2 separate regions of the Mus musculus genome follow, and region 2 is linked to region 1. A link is a loop called in an ENCODE intact Hi-C map of the cell type or tissue named here. Cell type or tissue: heart. All regions are shown on one strand. Links, peaks and the distances in the headings refer to the core of each region. The heading gives the core; the rest is flanking DNA. Region 1 holds the start of Dpp8 (dipeptidylpeptidase 8). Region 2 holds the start of Gm40527 (a long non-coding RNA gene).

Region 1 (8,945 bases), core at 946-8,945:
TTTTAAGACAGGGGCTCACAGTGGACCAAAAGACTGCCCAGCTCAGCTAGCCTGTCAGGAGAGGGGCCCAAGGAAGCATCCTATTTCTTCCTCCTCAATGCTGGAACAACAAAATATGTGCTGCCAAAACTTGGCTTTTTTATGTAGGTACTTGGAATCAAACTCAGGTCACCAGGCTTGTATGGCAACCACTTTACCAACTGACTTAACTAACTCCCCAGCTCCTGAAATCATTACACCTTGTTGGTTAATTTTGGGAGTTCCATCTAAAAACTGCCATTAAGCGGCCTTCTGCCTCACTCTCCTTTCTTTGGGAAGCAAAAAAAGTAAGTATAGGGGCTCATATAATATATATGATATATATTTTGTATATAAAATATATATGCCAGGCATGGTGGTGCACACCTTTAATCCCATCACTTGGGAGGCAGAAGCAGGCTGATTTCTGAGTTCGAGGACAGCCTGGTCTACAAAGTGAATTCCAGGACAGCCAGGGCTATACAGAGAAACCCTGTCTCAAAAAACCAAAAATAATAATAATAATTAATTAATTTTAAAAAATATATACACATATATGAGAATGTCTATAGAATGTGCACACATGCCTATGCATGGGATCTAAGCGTCTTGTCCAAGGAGGATGGTTCAGGCCCCGGCTGGCTCTGTGCTCTCCGCCTCTGTATCACTCACATTACTCTCATTAATAAATCAGATGACACATGGAACCCCTGCTGTGCACGGGCATTTCTAATCATCATTTCACTCAGTGATGTCCATCTGAGCTGTGCTACTCTTCTCAGCTTACAGTGAGGGAGGTGACGTTGAGAAGGGGCTGGCATTCCTGTTAGCGGGGAGAAGATCTGGATGTGAGGCCAGGTCTACCTCATTGCTGAAGTTTAGTTCTTTAAACCTGGTCACTGGTAGAGGCCCAGTCCGAGTCTGGACTATAGACCCATTACCTCCAACAGGAACTGCCTCCAGGATGTAGCCTAGATCCTACAGACCTCAGTACAGAAAGGTCTCACCTTCCACTCACAATCTCCCTCGAGATTTGTTTCAGGCTGCATGTGAGTGGACCTGTACTAGCCCTGATAAGCTAGCTTTTTTCCTATTAATTTATTCATTCAATTTAGATCCCTCTCAGTCCCCTTCCCCCCACCCCCATTGTACTATCTTTAAAGAAAATTGATTTGTTTTTATTTTATGTGTATGGGTTTATCTATATCTATGTATATTCACTATGTGAGTTCCTGGTGCCCAAGAGCTTTAAGAGTTCTTTTAAAATTTTTATTTGTGCCGGGCGTGGTGGCACACACCTTTAAAAAAAAAAATTTTTTTTTTTATTTGCTGCTCATTGCTATTTTGCCTGAACACAAGTCTGTGTGAGGGGGTCAGAAGTCCTGGAACTGAAGTTACAGACAAGTGTGAGCTGCATGTGGGTGCTGGGGACTGAACCTGGATCCTCTTCAATAGGACCCAGTGTTCTTAACCACTAAGCCATCTCCCCAGCCCTGGATCAAGTGGGGTTTTTTTGTTTTGGTTTGGTTTTGGTTTTTGAGACAGGATTTCTCTGTGTAGCCCTGGCTGGCCTGGAACTCACTCTGTAGACCAGGCTGGCCTCAAACTCAGAAATCCGCCTGCCTCTGCCTCCCAAGTGCTGGGATTAAAGGCATGCGCTACCATGCCTGGCAGATCAAGTGTTCTTAACTGCTAAGCCACCTCTCGAAGCCCCATTACCTGGGGTGCTGTCTTAGTCACACTTCATAGCCTAGGTAACTTGTCTTTTCCTGTTCAGTGCCAAACTACAGAGCAGCATAGAACCAGCTAAGCTTTATCAATAACATATAACAAGACCTGGCAAGGCCTGACTTGCTTGGCCAGTAGAGATGTAATGAGACACTTAGGTTCAGCCGCTCACTCACTTGTTCACATAAAGTGGGCACAAAGGAATCGGGCAGGCTTCTCAGGGTTTGCTGCTGCTGCTGCTGCTGCTGCTGCTGCTGCTGCTGGTGGTGGTGGTGGTTTGGTTTAGTTTTTTTGTTGTTTGTTTGTTTGTTTTGTTTTTGTTTTTTTGGTTTTTTTTTGAGACAGTTGTCTCTGTGTAGCACTGTTTGACCTGAAGATCACTTTGTAGACCAGGCTGGCCTTAAACTCACCTAGATATCTCAGTCTTTTCCTCCAGAGTGCTGGGGTTAAAAGTGTGCCCCACCATTCCTGGTGCTTCTCAGGAATCTTGACAGGCACACTGAAAAAGACTGTGCTGAAACAAAAGGGAGACATGAATTGTAGAGAAAGACTCTGAAAGGAGCCCCTTGCTCAGGCCTCGGGGCAATAGTGGACACCCAAGAACTCACAAGAGACCAAGCTTGATGCAAACCACATGAGGCTTTATTCGGGGAAAGCCAGAGCTCTGGGGACGACTCATATCCCATGCAGGGGTAGAGGAGTCGATCACGAGGGGAAAGGGGTCCACGTTTTTATAGGCCCTCAGGGGGGAAAGGAGAAGGGGGGATTAGGGGATTTCCAGATCTAAACAATGTCTATTCTCAAAAAAAAAAAAAATGGGTATGGAAGGGGTACAAGGAAAGAGTCTGGTGTAGATGTAGCAACTCCGGATTGGCCCTGCTGTGGTTGCTTGGGAGATTTTCTGACTCTTTCCCAGCAACCAATATCACAAACACCTGGCAATGGGCTTCATCAGCGGGCACACACATGGGTTCAAGGAACGGTCAAAACACTGGCAGACACAAGGGTTCAAGGAGTGGCCAGAGCATTGTGCACCTCTATTTTTCTAAATTAGTGAAGCTAGTTCTGCTAACAATGAAATCTATCTTGCCAATTTCAGGGCTTCTGTGACCTTTTACATTCTGTCAGGATCTTTCAGTGGGACACACACTGATGAGGGATGAGCTATGGGACACCCACCCCTGAGATGGGAGTTACTGGACACCTACCCCTGAAGAGACAATTCTCGATTGTGCTAAGCAGCTTTTATGTTCTTGGCAAGGGGGAAAGAAAACCACATAGGAAGCTGCAGGGAGAGATGTTGCATGAAATATTAGAGAAGTATCTTTCTAGCATTTTCCCAGGGGAGACAGCTTGGAACTCCGCACAAACCTACCCTCTCCACTAAGGCCCAGCTCAGCTCTGGCTAGGACCTCTGCTCCGTGGCTGTACGGACATAGGTGGTGTTGGCAAGATGCGGTGCTACAGACGCTGCCCTACAGCTTCACCAGAATCTGAGGGCTGTTTAGAAGCCTCGGTGCTGGGGGATTGAGTCCAAGGCTTCAGATGTGCCAAGCACATCTGTGAGGGGGAAGAGGAGGAGCTAGAGACGGGGTCACACTCTGTAGCAAGGCTTGCCTGGTCTAGAAAGCACTATATAAGCTGGGCTGGCCTCCATCTCACTGGATAGCTTAGGCTAAGCTCAAGCTCACGGCAGTTCTCTTATCTAGTTTCCCAAACAGGGACCTACAGGTGCAAGGCACCACACCCTGCTGCTAAGCACCTGTCCTACTGCAGAGATACAGTCCTAGCCGGGGAGGGTTTGTTTGTTCATCTTAACCACAGTGGAGGAGAGAGAAAATAACTCTGAAAACTTACAAATCTGAGTCTCTGTCTCTGTCTCTGTCTCTGTCTCTGTTGTCCAGACTGGTCCTGAACTCAGACAGAATCCTCCTGCCTCAACTTCCTGAGTACTGGGATTTCCAGCCTGTACCACCAGGCCTTTCTTCTAATTCATTATGAGGACGCAAACTGCACAAAAATCAGATGTGTCCTTTTCCCTCGCTCTTTGTGGGCCCAGATTTGAGAATAGCGTCAGCAAATGATAGAGAATCCATGAGCCCAAAGGAAATTCAAGATAGCACACTGTATTTTGATAATGGAGTAGGTGTATGTATTTAGAGTCTTAAAACGTGCTCTCAGATCAGAGACGTCAAATGGGATACTTAGAGAAAACCACTGTTCTTTTTCTCTTTTAAAAGATTTTATTTATTTTACATATATGAGAGTACTGTCTGTCCTCAGACATACTAGAAGACAGCATCGGATCCCATTACAGATGGTTGTGAGCCACCATGTGGTTGCTGGGAATTGAACTCGGGACCTCTGGAAAAGCAGTTGGTACTCCTAACCACTGAGCCGTCTCTCCAGCCCCTACTGTCCTTTCTTTTAGGGAGCTCAACATCAAAAAGAAAAAAGAAAAAAATTCAAGGGAAGGCTCCTTTAACCTCACAGTGGGTCAGTACACACTGCAGTAGGACATGGTGCCTGTGGGTCCTCTCTTAATGCCATTACAATAATCCCACTGATACACAGCTCCCAAAGACAGTAACAGGAACTGGGGAGGCATAGCTCCTCCACCAGTCTGGTCTCTGCCTACTTTCCCAGCTACCTTTACACTTCTTTCCCCACTCTTTCCCTCAGCTAACGTACAGTGTGGATTAGGAAATAAATGATGGGTCAAGGGACCTGCCTCTCAGTGTAGCAGCCACCTCCAGGCCTTATTTCTCCATCTTTCATGTCTCAGTGCCACAGGCATTGTTAGCTTTTATCACTACTGAATGCCAATGTTGTTATATCCATTTACAGAGAGAAGACCCCAACCCAACAAAGAATGGGTGGTCTACTAAAGATCTTTAACATTAAAGTTCTGGAGGCTAGAGAGATGATGGTTCAGAGGTTAAGAGCGCTGGCTGCTGCTCCAGAGGTCCAGAGTTTAATTCCCAGCAACCACATGGTGGCTCACAGTCATCTATAATGGGATCTGATGCCCTCTTCTGGCATGCAGGTGTACATGCTGATAGAGCACTCATATACATAAAATAAATAATCAATTAGTTAAAAAAAAAAAAAAAAAGAAAAAAATGAGCACATGATGAACAGTGTTGGTGAGCTTGAGATGGGTCCGCAGTGTGGAAAGGGGAAGCTTTGTGAGTTCTGGGCACTGCCGTAGCTAGGAGCCGGGACAGGACCCACCCGGGTTTTGAGGAAGTGACCAGGAAGTGTTTGCTGAGTTTGCTTGGTTTTGGTGGGAGGTGGTGTGGGCACTTATGGAGTATGGATTGGTGTTAATGTGTGTTGTGGAAATGTGACCCTCAAGGAGGAATGTATTTTAGTGCTACTGACGTAAATAAAATGTAAACGTCACTGAAAAAAAAATTAAAAAAAGAAAAAAGAAAAGAAAAGAAAAATTTCTGTATCCAAATTCACATTTGTTTGTTTGTTTTTTTCCGTCATAACTGTAATGCTGAGGTCTCCAAAGCCATGGTTGGCCTCTGTCATCTCAAAAAGGCAGGAATTTTGGCTTTCTGCTCTAACGCAGGGATGTGTGTGTGAGTGAGAGAGAGAGACAGAGAGACAGAGACAGGGAGACAGAGAGACAGAGAGAGGGAGACAGAGACAGACAGAGATTGGATATAGAGGTTGGATAAGCGCCTGCTGGACCTGGCTTGTTCTTTCAGAAATCTTGTAGGCCCAGGTGCCTGTACCTGCTGAGCCATCCCACCGGCCAGTGAACATGAAGTTTATTTACTTTGAGTAGCTAACAGAGGTGGGGTGAATGTTGCTTTCTCTTCTAACCTTGTATGTTTTCCCTCCTGTCAGGCAGTCCACGTGCGGCACCTCCTCCCGCCGCTCGGTGGCGCTGTGGGGCCCCCTCGCGCACAGAAGCGAGAGTCATCCTTTCTTGGTCCGGCCGCTAGCCTTCCTCTGTCGGAGGGCGGGGCTCGGGGAACCGGAAGTGCCGAGGCCTCCGGTGCTGTCTTCGCCTCCGCCGCTTTTAAGTCCCTTCGTCCGCTGCCTGGGGGCCGCGGGGGCCGCCGCCGAGGAAGCTGCTGTGGCCCCGACGGGAGCGGAGGCGGCGCGGCATGAAGCGGCGTAGGCCCGCTCCATAGCGCATCCGGACGGTCCGGGCGGGCCCGGGGGGAAGGTGCAGTATCCGCCCGCTCTCCCTCCCCTGCGCCCGCGAGGCCACGGAGCTCCGGCCGGCCGCCCTCGGGCCGCTCCCGCCGGGAGAGCGGGTGGCTGGGCCCCGTTGGCCGGAAGAGGAAGCGCACACTCGGATTGCGAGGCTGCCAACGTTCACTGGGCGCCCCTGAACGCTGGCTGCTGCCCGCTCGGACTCCCACGTCCGTTATCTTGATAGAGCCTGGCTTGGGTTGGGATGCCGGGGACAGTCCGGGCATTCGGAGGAGGAAACGGAAATCCGCAGAGGCGAAGGGGTTCGCCTGAGGTCCGCCAGTGGCGGATGGGATTCGCCTTTGGACTCGCTGCTTTCCCCTAGCCGGGTGTTCCTTCCTCCCTCCCTCCTGCTTCACTCTAGATCCATCCCTCCGCGCTCACTGTCTCGCTGCCATTCTGTTCCACGCATTCGCAGCAGGGTCCTTGCCCTTCCTGTCCAGCTTGCTCATCCTCTTTTAACTAAGCCTTGCTGTTCCTACTGTCCTCTCGCGCCACATTCGCTGCCACACCTCTCCTCCTTCCTCATTCATAGCTTTCAAGCCCTTTACGTCGGATAAACTTTCTCAGCTGTAGACACAGAAAAGTGAAATGGCTAGGCTCCAGTGAGGTGTGCAGGGTCTAGACGACTGATTGGTTCTTACCGTAAAAAGCTACGGGATGCCATTTCTAGAGACCCCACCCCAAGAATCCCGAAGCTCTTTTTAACACAATATGTCATTTTTCAGAATGAGGGGCTTCGCGCTTTGGGGAGGTGTCTTGACTCTTAGCCTATTGCTGCTAACATTTTTACCCTCCTCTTGCCACATAGCTTCTTCATCTCTATGTGGCATACAGAGCTTGGAGTCTAAACTGATAACATATTATTTACTGTTGCAAAAATAACACACATTTTTCCCCCTAAGCTAGACTATCAACTGGCTTCGTGATTATTTTTTAGAAAAGCTACCTATCTCACTTATTCTCAATATTATGGCAAGAAAAAGAAGGCAAAATGGAGTACTCTTAAAGAATAGGACAGCTTTGTCAGAAATTGTAGCTGGGTATAGTGCTGCATACCTGTAACCCCAGCATTTGCGAGGCCGAGGCAAGAGGATCTTGAGTTCAAGATTAACCTTGGCTACAAACAGAGAAGTGAACAAAATTTAGTTGTTAAATTCAAGTTCCCTTTCTGCAAACAATGACCTATAATACACATTTTTTATTGTACTGAATTTATTCTTTCATCAGCTCGTTATGACATCATGTAAAAGGAACATAGGCACATAGAAATAAATTCTGTCTTTGTGTGTGTGTGTGCTTGTGTGTGCTCGCGGCTCTACACGCACATGTCTTCGGGATCGTGTGGAAGTCGGAGGATAACTTTTGGGAGTCCTCCCTTTACACTTCGTTGAGGCAGAGTCGCAATTGCTGTGTATCCCAGGCTAGCTGATCAACTTCAGCGGTTCTCCTATGTATGCCTCCCTTGCTGCATTCGGGCTGCTGGATTGACAGCCGCTCCAATGCTCCCCTGGCTTCCCTGGGATCTTTGGGTTTCTGCCACAGTGCTTTTGCCTTTTGAACTAATTCCCTGACCCTAGAAATACATTACATCCGCCAAAGTCAAGGCTTTACAGTTGACACCTCACATCTATATGCCTTTTTAAAAAGGTTTGTGTGTATGCGTGAGGGTATGTGCATGTGAGTGCAGTTCCCATAGAAACCAGAGGTATTGGATCCCCCTGAGAACTGGTCTTATGGGTGGTTGTGAGCAGCCAGAAATGGCTACTGAGAACCAAACTTGGGGCCTCTGCAATATCATTATTAACTCTTAACTGCTGAGCCATCTCTGGTCCGCTTTTGCAGTTTTTAAAACCTATCATTTTCCCTTGAATGTGTCTGGACATCAAGATTTACACCTACTGTTAGAACTTAACTACGCAATTTGAGTTATACATTTCTGGAAAAAAAGTAATCTTAGGGTCGAGCTCATTAGCAAAGGTCTGCAATTTCCACACTCAGGAAGCTGAAGCAAGAGGACTAAATTCAAGACCTGCATAGGGTTTGTAAGACCTATCAACACAAACACAGTTTTGACAAGTTGGAGATCCCAAAGAATTCAGGCATTCCATATTACACTAACAGGAAATCTATCAGTTAAATATTTGGGGATTTTTAGGCTTATATTTTTTCGACCGTATATGGTCCATTTTAATGATTAACATCTCTTATCTGGTAAGCAGGATTGGATGGTGAGAAAAGGAAAGATTCCTGTGAGAAGAGATCAGGATGAACGGAGAGATCTGTGCTTAAAGTTGGGCCAGGTGAAAATGATCTCTTTGAAAGTAGAAGAGATCTGAGCAGATGAAAATACCATCAGGTAGGCACCAGGGAAGGTCCAGAAGTGGAGAGGGTGGGGCTGTGAAATATGTGCATAATGCTGAGAATGGATAGGGCTGAGTTTTAGGAAATTCAGGCCACATATTCTGAGGACATATTTGTATATAGAGAGTATGGGGGGAATCCTGGAAATTAGTTACACAGTTGCATGAATTGCACAGCCCCTGTTGTGCAGACTATTTACTGTCAATAGAGTGACAGACTGTCATTTAAACTGTACTGTGTGTATATGTGTGGAGACTAGTACAGTCCATTCAGAAATTCCAGTTTTTAAATAGAAGTTGGTGTGAATTTTTACATAGAAGGACTCTAAAGGTGTTAATGACTCCAGCTAGGCAGTAAAACTCTAGATGTCTACTGTGTTGCTCTTTTCTGTTCCTTGGCCTTGTACTTGCAAGGGGTAGAGGAGAGATGAGATTTCCCACTTAAGGAAACTGAGTTGGATTCTTTTCATTTTAGTCCCTTGCTCCCTCAGAAGACTAGGTCCTTTGACATGATTGAAAGTAGGCCTCCTAGCTTTTAGTTGGGCCAACAACCACCACTCTCAGGTACTGTCACTTGATACTCTTGAGACTCAGTCAATTCTCTGTCAGATTTTAGTCAGT
Region 2 (9,177 bases), core at 375-8,374, 160 kb after region 1:
CCCCAACCCCTGTAGTGTCAGCCCTGGGCTACATAGCAAAAATACATTCCCAATAATAACAGTAGTAGTAATAATAATAATAATAGGGCTGGAGAGATGGCTCGGTGAGCGAGAGTGCTTACTGTACAATCATAGGAACCAGAGTACAGACCCCAGTACCCAAGTAACAAGCCTGTATCCCACATACCTGCAGACACACATGTACATCCACATCCACTGCGACATGGACACACATAAACATTTAATAGTAAAAATAAACAAACAAGCTTGCTTCCGCTACTAAAGGTGCGGCACTGGTAGAAAGACACTTAGGGTGTGTGAAGCCTTGGGTTCCAGCCCCAGCTACTGTCTAACTTCTTAAGGGAAATGAAAAAAAAAAAAAAAAAAAAAAAGCCCAGGGGGACATTTGCAGTTTAACATCCCCACCCCCAACCTCAGCTCCCTTTCACTCCTCCAGAGCATGAAAACAGACTTTGAGAATCCCAGTGCAGCTCCAGGCCTGACCTTTGCCCCTCTGACTATTTCTTCAACCAGTGGCGATCATAACCAGACATTAAGAGCTGCTTTGTGAAGAGATCAAATAAGGAGCCAACTAGGAAATTCCTGGCACCTGGTGCAATGTAGGCGCTTGATAAACACTTTTTGTGCAGATAGTGATGGTTTGGTGAGTCCTAGGATTCCAGTTGGAATATAGCTCAGGGAGAAAGGGCTTGCCTAGTGTGCAGGAGGCCCTGGGCTCAACCCCCAGCAGCAGGGGGTGAAACAGAAAAAGATATTGCAGACGTGTGACAAAGGACTCTACCCTAGTAGCGCTCTCCAGAGTTGACTGTTCTTGAATCCAACCCAGCAGTCACACAAAGGTCACAATGCATTCTCCTGGCCTCCCCCTCTTCCTGTTAAGACACAATAAAGGACTCTGACTGCCTGATTAGAGGAAGCGGATATACAATTAATTTCAATGTTAGGCCTAAAGCCCTCCTCCTACCTTTCAAGAAGAATTGCATACCTATTCCAATTTACACACTGAACAAACATAGGATTTTCCAGCGGGTTCTGCAGTCTTTGAAGTGACCAGACCAGACCATTGATTTATTTCCAACTAACCTCTTTCTTTGAACCCAAAAGGGTCAAGGTTAATTATATAATAAAACACACTGTGCCCAGCTGCCCTTCTGAGGGCACAGAGAGTCCCCACTCCCTTTCTGAGCCAGAAGAGGTGGATCGGGTTTCTGATTCCTTCCCCCCTCAATTCATTTCCTTCATCAGAGCCCATTAAGAAGAAGAAGGGCGGGGGCGGGAATGACCTCTCATTTCCTCCCCGAGAGATAAATTTTAATTTGCTGAAAACAACAAAGGGATGTGAGCCATGTGTTTACACCCCTTCAGCTGGAAAACCTTGCTGGGCACCCCTGTCCAGGAGCTGGCAAAGAGTTGGGTGGGGTAGCCAAGGTTTACAGACTCCTGAGCCTGGAGTCTTTATCTCCTATGAAGTGGAATAATGTCCCCCAGAGGGACCCTGCTGGTGCTGTGTTACCACAACCAAGACTCCACTAAGGCTGACACGATGGTGAACTAACCAGCCACATGCACACCCAGTCCTCAGTGGCCATTGAGATGGGCATCATGGCATGACCGTTGGTTGATGGTCCCCCCCACCCCCACCCCTGTGCCTCACTTGCCAGCCAGCCCAGCCTACATGGTGAGTTCCAGACCAGTGAGAGACTCGTCTCTAGATAAACAAGCAGACAAACAAATAAATGGTGAATAAACAAATAAAATAAATGTCGGGCACAGTGGTAAACACCATTAATTCCAGCAGCCTGGAGGCAGAGGCAGGTAGATCTCTGTGAGTTCAAAGCTAATTTACATAGCAAATTGAACCTTGCTGGTGGCTGGAGGAGACTTTGAGGTAGTGGTGGTGGTGGGGTGTTGGAGGGGTGATCTGATCTAAATGCATTGTGTATATCTATGAAATTCTCAAAGAATCTATTTTAAAAGTAAATAATTTTAAAAAAAAATTAAGGCTGGTGAGGTGGCCCGGAGTGTAAAAGCACCACCTGCATTCAACCCCTTAGAACCCACAGTGCACTTCGGGACAAGCGCACTCTCACGCATACAAGTAATAAGGATTCTTTGGTTTTTCGAGACAGGGTTTCTCTGAATAGCCCTGGCTGTCCTGGAACTCACTTTGTAGACCAGGATGACCTCGAACTCAGAAATCCGCCTGCCTCTGCCTCCCGAGTGCTGGAATTAAAGGCGTGCGCCACCACGCCTAGCTTAAAATGCTACATTTTATATCTGCCAAGTTCTTAAAATGCCCACGACTGGGGAAGGGTTACTAGAAAGTGAGGGCTTTAGGAGGCGGAGCCTAGAGAAAGGAAGTTGCATCTCAGGGGCGTGTCTCTGAGAAAACTTCCGGTCTCTGCAGGCTGGCCTACTTAGGGTTTCGGTACAGCGCATTCCTGCTATCCTGAGTTCTCTCTCCTGTCTGAGTTCATGCAGTGACCCAATGACCTTAGACCCCTGAGCCAGAAGCCCTCTCACCATCACTGCCCAGAAAGTTGAAAAAGAATGAGGCTCTTTTTCTTCCCATCGTTTAAAAGCAAAAACATTTCAGAAGGAGGCCAGCCTTGGAACGCCTGGCAACACGATCCGAGAGAGGCATGCCCGGGCTCTGAGGGAGAGAGACAAACGACAGACATGCAGCTAACTGGATGGAAAGTTGGATTTGATTCTCTCTTAGGTGTGCAGCCCAGAGAGGAGTCCCAAGCTTTCCCATGTAACTGATGTGGGGATGAAGTATGGGTGGTTGGGACCACTCAAGGACCAGCATCCCTCCTAAAGCCCCAAATCTGGAGATTTCCCACCGCAAAGCACCTGATCTAAATGAAAATGGCACCTCTGGAGACCCACTAAACCCGGAAGTTGCCTGCATCTGAGGACGGTCCTACCGTGGCCAAGGCGTCAGCCCCTGGGGACAGAGGCCCAGCATCTGAGGAAGGGATGTAGATTCCAGAAGATGGCCGCAGATTGTCCACTCCCCCCCCCCCCAAGTCAACCAAGGTCACCCTGCCGCGGATATACTGTGCTGTCTGTCGCCTCCTTGGCTTCCTTGGGGAATTGGGCCAGGCACAAGAAGTCCAGACACGTGGGGCCATCAACAGTGTCTTGGAGGAAGAATACGGAGACCCTTCTGGACAAGGGGAAGAACTTGAAGACTAGTGACTGAGCCATGCTCACGTTTGCTAGTAGCTGGCTCCAACATACCCTCTTGGATATGCCCTCGTGGACTGGAATCCTGGCAGGGGTGGGGGGCACAGCGGAGTAAAGAACGTCTTTCATGGCAAAAGAATATTTCCTTCTTAAAAGGACTAAAGGCTGTCCTGTGAATACTCTGGAAGCTGAGGCAGGAGGATGGATCCAGGTCAGACTTAATACATATTACAACCTTTTCACACACACACAAAGAGAAAGAGAGAGAGAGAGAGAGAGAGAGAGAGAGAGAGAGAGAGAGAGCGCTAGCTGACTGCTTTACCATTAGGAGACAGAGAGAGAGAGAGAGAGAGAGAGAGAGAGAGAGAGAGCGCTAGCTGACTGCTTTACCATTAGGAAGCCACCAGTAAAGAAAACACAATTATTCCCAGTCTATAGGTGAGAACACTGAGGCCTCTCAAGGTTATGAGACTAGGCAGCAGGCTGTGGCACTTGTTAACAGGTCCTCAGTTTTGTCCAGTGGGCTCCCTCTGTGCTTATTCTAGCAATGGATATGAGGAGGTTTTAGATGAAGTATGTCTCTATGGGCCATCTTTGAAAAGCAGGACCTGATGGATTCATTACTGTTAGCTAATTATAATCCTTTATATCCTGTGTCTTTAGTCATCCCCATGGTGTCTTCATTAGTGATCCCTGGTCCAAAGTGCAATCAAAACTCTCCCTTCAGCTGGTACGAGGTCTGCCATCTCGGAGAGTGGTCCTGGTGTGGATGTGCCTTCCCACTGACTAGGGTCAGGGGTTTGGGACATAAAGAGCTCAGAAGCCTGCTACATCCTCTTTGATGTGTCACATGTGGACAACCCTAGTGGCAGCTTGTCTTATTTTAAGTTAGAGACCCAGGATCACCAGCCAAAGGCTTATTTTCTCTTTCTGGAGGCTTCACCAACCTGAAGGGATGAAGAGATGGGCAGGAATTAGCTCCTTCCAATGGGAATTAACCACAGGGAAACAGTCTTTGGGACTCTGACACAATGGGTGAGCTCAGGACCCATTCCATTCCGATCTGAGATGTGTGTGTTTCCGGTCCTTTCTGGAACATTCTGTGTTTGCCTCCCTCAAGGCCTGACACCCACACCTCTGCCCTAACAAGGCCTTCATGACTCTTGGGCAGACTGCTCCCACCACCCTCCACAAAGCGCTTGCCTGCTAGCATGCATGAGACTGCCGTTAAGCTGAAGTCAAGCATGCCCAGCAGTTCCACTCCTAGGTATGTATGTGAACATACATGTGAATGTAAGTGACTGCATGGATGTGAGTGTGTGCATAAGCGCACGTGTGTGTAAGTGCCTGCATGTTATTTACAGAAATGTTATGCAGGTGTGTTTACATGGCTCTGTGACAGCTTGCATATGAGGATGCATGTGTGAGTGTTTGCATGGAAGTGCACTGTGTGAGCCTGCTTATGAATGTTGTGTGGGCGCGTGCCAGCATCTGCCGCCCGTCAGGCTTGGATTGACCTTGCAGTATGGTTCTGTCTCTGCTATTTTCGTCACCACAGGAAGCCTGTCTGAGTCAGGCCCCACAGGATGGACAGCCTTGTAGTCACTAAAGGCCAGGGCGGTTCTTACAGACCGAGTGCACTTTGGTTCTGCCACTCTCTGATCTCTACTTCCTGGAGCTCAGCACTTAACTTCATGAAATGTCAGAGCCTAGGGCACAGCGGGTGGGAGTGTCAGACTATCTGATTCACCTGACAAATAGGGGAGACCAGGCCCTAGTCAGGTTCCTGCTGTTTAAACACTCAGGACTGCAGAGACTGCACAATATTTAGCTCCCAGCTAGCTGAGAACAGCATCTCCCCAAATCTTTTCTCTCCCTGCCACAACAACCTGGAGTCTTTTGTCAGCCTCAAAGTCAAGTCCGAAACATTGGCTTCCCTGGGACCTTCAGCCCTAGCCCTCAGGCTGGAAAAGGGGGTCCACCAGAGGAAACACTGCAATATGATCCGGCTATACCCCTCTCCATCATCACGGAGTCTTTCATTGGGTCTGACTTAGCCCCTCTCTTCAAGAGAATGTTGGTCTGGTGCTGAGCAGAATTTTAACTGTGGCTAATGGTAAGCTTGTTTTTGATCAAAGTCCATGTATGCCCTGAAGCTTGCTATATAGACCAGGATGGGCTTAAAATCTACATGCCTTCTCCTCACAGTTTTTTCCCCTTAAAACACACACAAGCACACACACAAGCTGTCTACCAGAGCTCTATTTCAACGCTTGGCTGTGTAGGTCACTTAAAGCAGTGAGTAGATATACAAACTATCAGTAATGCACAGTAGTAGTTCTGTTGTTAGACATTCTAAATATAGCCTTGCCGAAACAAGGCCTCAAAAAATTGGTTTAAGACTCAGAGTTGTTCCTCTCCACGGAAATCTTTAGTAAAAGGCGAAAGATTTATACGATCTGAAGAGAAACCAGAGTATGCTTACCAGTACTGTAACTCACAGCTCGGGTAAGAACAACTCCTAGCACAGTGATGGTGTCCACTTGACTCGCAACTATTCTAGCTAAACAGAACCACTCTTTTTGTTTTATAAATTTAATCTAACTTTCACGGAGATATTCTCAGAGCAACACATTAATTTTTCGATATGTTTTTGTATTGTGCGCAGTGTTCTGTGGGTATGCAAATAATATGGCGGCCCCGCCCTGCGGACACGGGCGGGGGCGGTGCCTCCACGCAGTGTCCGGCTGGGCCACCAGAGGGCGACGCCCAGAACTGGCTGGTAGTTCAAGTCTGAGAATCAGATTTTTATAGTCTGTGTTTCTGTACATCTATGTTTTATTAACTTAAAATCTACATTTGTTTTATTTTTACTCTTGTGATGCTGGGGATTGGAAGTAGAGCCTCACACGTATTAGACAAGCACTCTACAACGAGCTATATTCCCAACCCTAATTACTGCAATAAATTTGAACAAGAGCATACCATTCAACTGTGAGGTCACTAAATCCCGGCTCTTGCTTTAGTGAGAGCGAGAGGTGGGTTTAAACAGTGTACCACTTTCCTGTTTCCTGGATTGCACGGCGAGCATCTGAGTAGCTTGTGGGTGTAGTGGATTTAAGTCGTGTGCTCAGCGCTTCACTTTGCTTTCTTATCTGTCATTTAAGAGTCTGTGACCACGCTGGCTTTAAAATTGGAGCTTGCGGGCTAGTGAGATGGCTCAGCAGGTAAGAGCACCCGACTGTTCTTCCAAAGGTCCTGAGTTCAAATCCCAGCAACCACATGGTGGTTCACAACCATCTGTAATGAGGTCTGACGCCCTCATCTGGTGTGTCTGAAGACAGCTACAGTGTACTTACATATAATAAATAAATAAATCTTAAAAAAAAAAATTGGAGCTTGCAGCCAGGCATATAGTGCATGCCTTTAGTCCCAGAAGTTGGAAGGTAGAGGCAGGCAGATCTCTGTGAATTTGAGGCCTGGCTACAGCCTGGTCTACATAGTGGATTCCAGAACAGCTGTGCAGACCCTGTCTCGAATGAATAAATGAATAAATGAATAAATGAATGAATGAATGAATAAATAAATAAATAATACAATTGTAGCTTGAACACTAGTTCCGGTTTCCTGTTGACCACATTACTGCTGTGGACAAGACCTTGTGGGTCTTTGACCCTGAACTTTTAAGACTCCCTGTCCTTTCCCTGGTGGTTTTCAGTGGCGCCCAGGACCTGCCCACCCTGACCCTGTGCTTTTTGTGTATTGGTGACTCCGGTTGGCCTCAAACTCCTCCTGCTTTTGCCTCAGTCTCAAATACTGGGATCACAGACACACACCACCACACCCAGTGCTGGCCACCTCTCCTCAGTCGCAATGAGGTGAGTCAGCAGTTCTCGCCTCCAGTAGCAGGTCTTGGACCTTTTAGTTTGGAACAGCTGTAACAAAAAAGTGACAGCCATGTCCCCTTGTGACTGCGGGGCCCTTGAAACCTTAGTGCATCTGGGAAAAGAGTGCTGTTGAGAGACAGGCTCTTACGCTGCATCTGAGGCACACTCAGCTCCTGAACTATTTTTTAAGCATTTCGTTTTTTGTTTGTTTTTGTTTGTTTTCTTCTCTCTCTGGCCCTGCTCACTCTAGCCCAAAGATTTATTTACTTATCATATGTAAGTACACTCTAGCTGTCTTCAGACACACTCAGAAGAGTGCATCAGATCCCATTACAGATGGTTGTGAGCTACCATGTGGTTGCTGGGATTTGAACTCAGGACCTTCGGAAGAGCAATCTCTCCAGCCCAGCTTTTTTTCTTCTTCTTCTTTTAATTTTATTTATTGTTGGTTTGGTTTGGTTTGGTTTTGAGACAGGGTTTCTCTGTGTAGCCCTGGCTGTCCTGGAACTCACTCTGTAGACCAGGCTGACCTTGAACTCAGAGATCTATCTGCCTCTGCCTTAGGACAGCTGGGATTAAAAGCATGCGCCCCCACCGCCCAGCTTGTTTATTTTTATTTTATGTGTATGACTGACTATTTGTGTGCAGAGGCCTGAAGAAGGCGTCAGATCTCTTGGGACTGGAGTTAGAGACAGTTTTGAACCAGCATATAGGGACCAGGAACAGAATCCATGTAGGGCAGTGAATACTCCTAACCACTGAACCATCGTCTCTAACTTCAGCTCTGAGACTTCTTATTATGGTATTTTAATTTATTACCTTTAAATGGCTAGCATGGCTAATGGTTACAGTGTCGGATAGTGTTGACTCAGCCATGTTTGCGACTTGGTTTTTTACTTCAGAAAGGGGCTGGGATGTTGGGTTTTCCCTCACGGGAAGAGGAGGCGGAGCCGAGACACTCCTTCTGGAATTAGGTTTGAGGAGTACTAGTAAGGGACGCTGAGATTTCTTTTGAGCTAAGACCTTTGGGAGGAGACAAACAGCTTGCGCCAAGTGTGGTGGTACAGGCCATTAATTGCAGCACTCGGGAGGCAGAGGCAGGTGAGTCTGAGGCCAGCCTGGTCTACAGATCCAGTTCCAGGTCAGCTAAGGCTACACAGAGAAACTGTTTTGAAAAACTGAAAACAAAACACATGGATGGCACTCTGAGACATCCCCCTCCACACACACACACACACACACACACACACACACACACACACACACACACACACACTCACTCACTCACTAGGTAGTGATGGAAAGATGGTGCATACCTTTAATTCTGGCACTTGAGAGAAAGAGGCAGGTGGGTCTCTGAGTTCCAGGACAGCCAGAGCTACGCAGAAAAACACTGTCTCAAAACAAATTAAAACAGACAAACAAACAAACAAACAAACTGTAATTGATCTCCCCTTCCCCTTTCTCTCTATACGTGTGTCTCACTGTGCTTGCATGTGTAGACCCCACAAGGTCAATTCAGAAGACAGTGCCAAACTGTCTGCCAGATCAGGGCTGAACCTGGGTCCTCTGCAAGAACAGTTAGTGCTCTTAACTGCTGAGCCACCGCTCTAGCACCCTGTCCTCTTTAACGTTTTTCCAGATATTATTGTGAGTGGAGTGCACATGCCGTGGTGTACATGTGGAAGTCAGAGGTCAACTGTGGGAGTCAGTTCTTTTCTTTTACTGTGTGCGTTCCAGGGATCGAACTCAGGTCACAAGGCTTGACAGCAAGTGCTTTTGACGTTATCTAGGGGTGCAGGAACGGGTTCATGTTCTCTGATTAAAGAAAGACAGGAAAGAAATGTCATCTTAGTCTTGGGGCATCCATCAGGGAACTTGATGTCTCCTCTTGGGATTTTCAGTCTCATTAATAATAGAATTTAAGAAGGGACACAAACAGAAGCTCCGGGCAAAAAGTGCCAGGGCAGACAGGCAAGCTGTAAAACTTGCAGCTCCCTGGAGGAGGGGAGTGGAGGCAGTAAGCTAGCAGGACAGGCAGCTACAAGGCTGGAGTGGGAGCTTTGAGGGAGCATAA

Evidence for each region. Hi-C counts contacts between places; a loop is a spot of excess contacts. Peaks named below come from ENCODE experiments on the same cell type or tissue, not always from the same donor. Only the 100,000 strongest peaks of a DNase experiment are listed, where the experiment ranks them.
Region 2: it touches region 1 in a loop (3-fold over the local background); 5 of 42 quality-filtered maps call a loop at or near these places.

Annotation. Positions count from the first base shown.
Region 1 is chr9:65,026,692-65,035,636 of GRCm38, forward strand. Dpp8 (dipeptidylpeptidase 8) reads left to right here and starts at 5,767. Exons shown (of 21, transcript NM_028906.2): 1 at 5,767-5,932; 2 at 8,184-8,320. The coding sequence starts at 8,305. Gm39362 (a long non-coding RNA gene) reads right to left here and starts at 4,721. Exons shown (of 3, transcript XR_870867.3): 1 at 3,122-4,721; 2 at 2,157-2,260. In heart, for the core only: a CTCF peak has its summit at 4,757 (motif pointing left); DNase peaks (open chromatin) are centred at 4,950 and 5,720; H3K4me3 peaks cover 1,706 bases; H3K27ac peaks cover 1,337 bases.
Region 2 is chr9:65,190,996-65,200,172 of GRCm38, forward strand. Gm40527 (a long non-coding RNA gene) reads left to right here and starts at 2,237. Exons shown (of 3, transcript XR_870869.2): 1 at 2,237-4,480. It overlaps Gm25313 (a small nuclear RNA gene), which reads right to left and starts at 5,692; the gene lies at 5,577-5,692. In heart, for the core only: no CTCF peak of the experiment used is centred there; DNase peaks (open chromatin) are centred at 4,806, 5,307, 5,946, 8,099 and 1 weaker place; H3K4me3 peaks cover 625 bases; H3K27ac peaks cover 4,535 bases.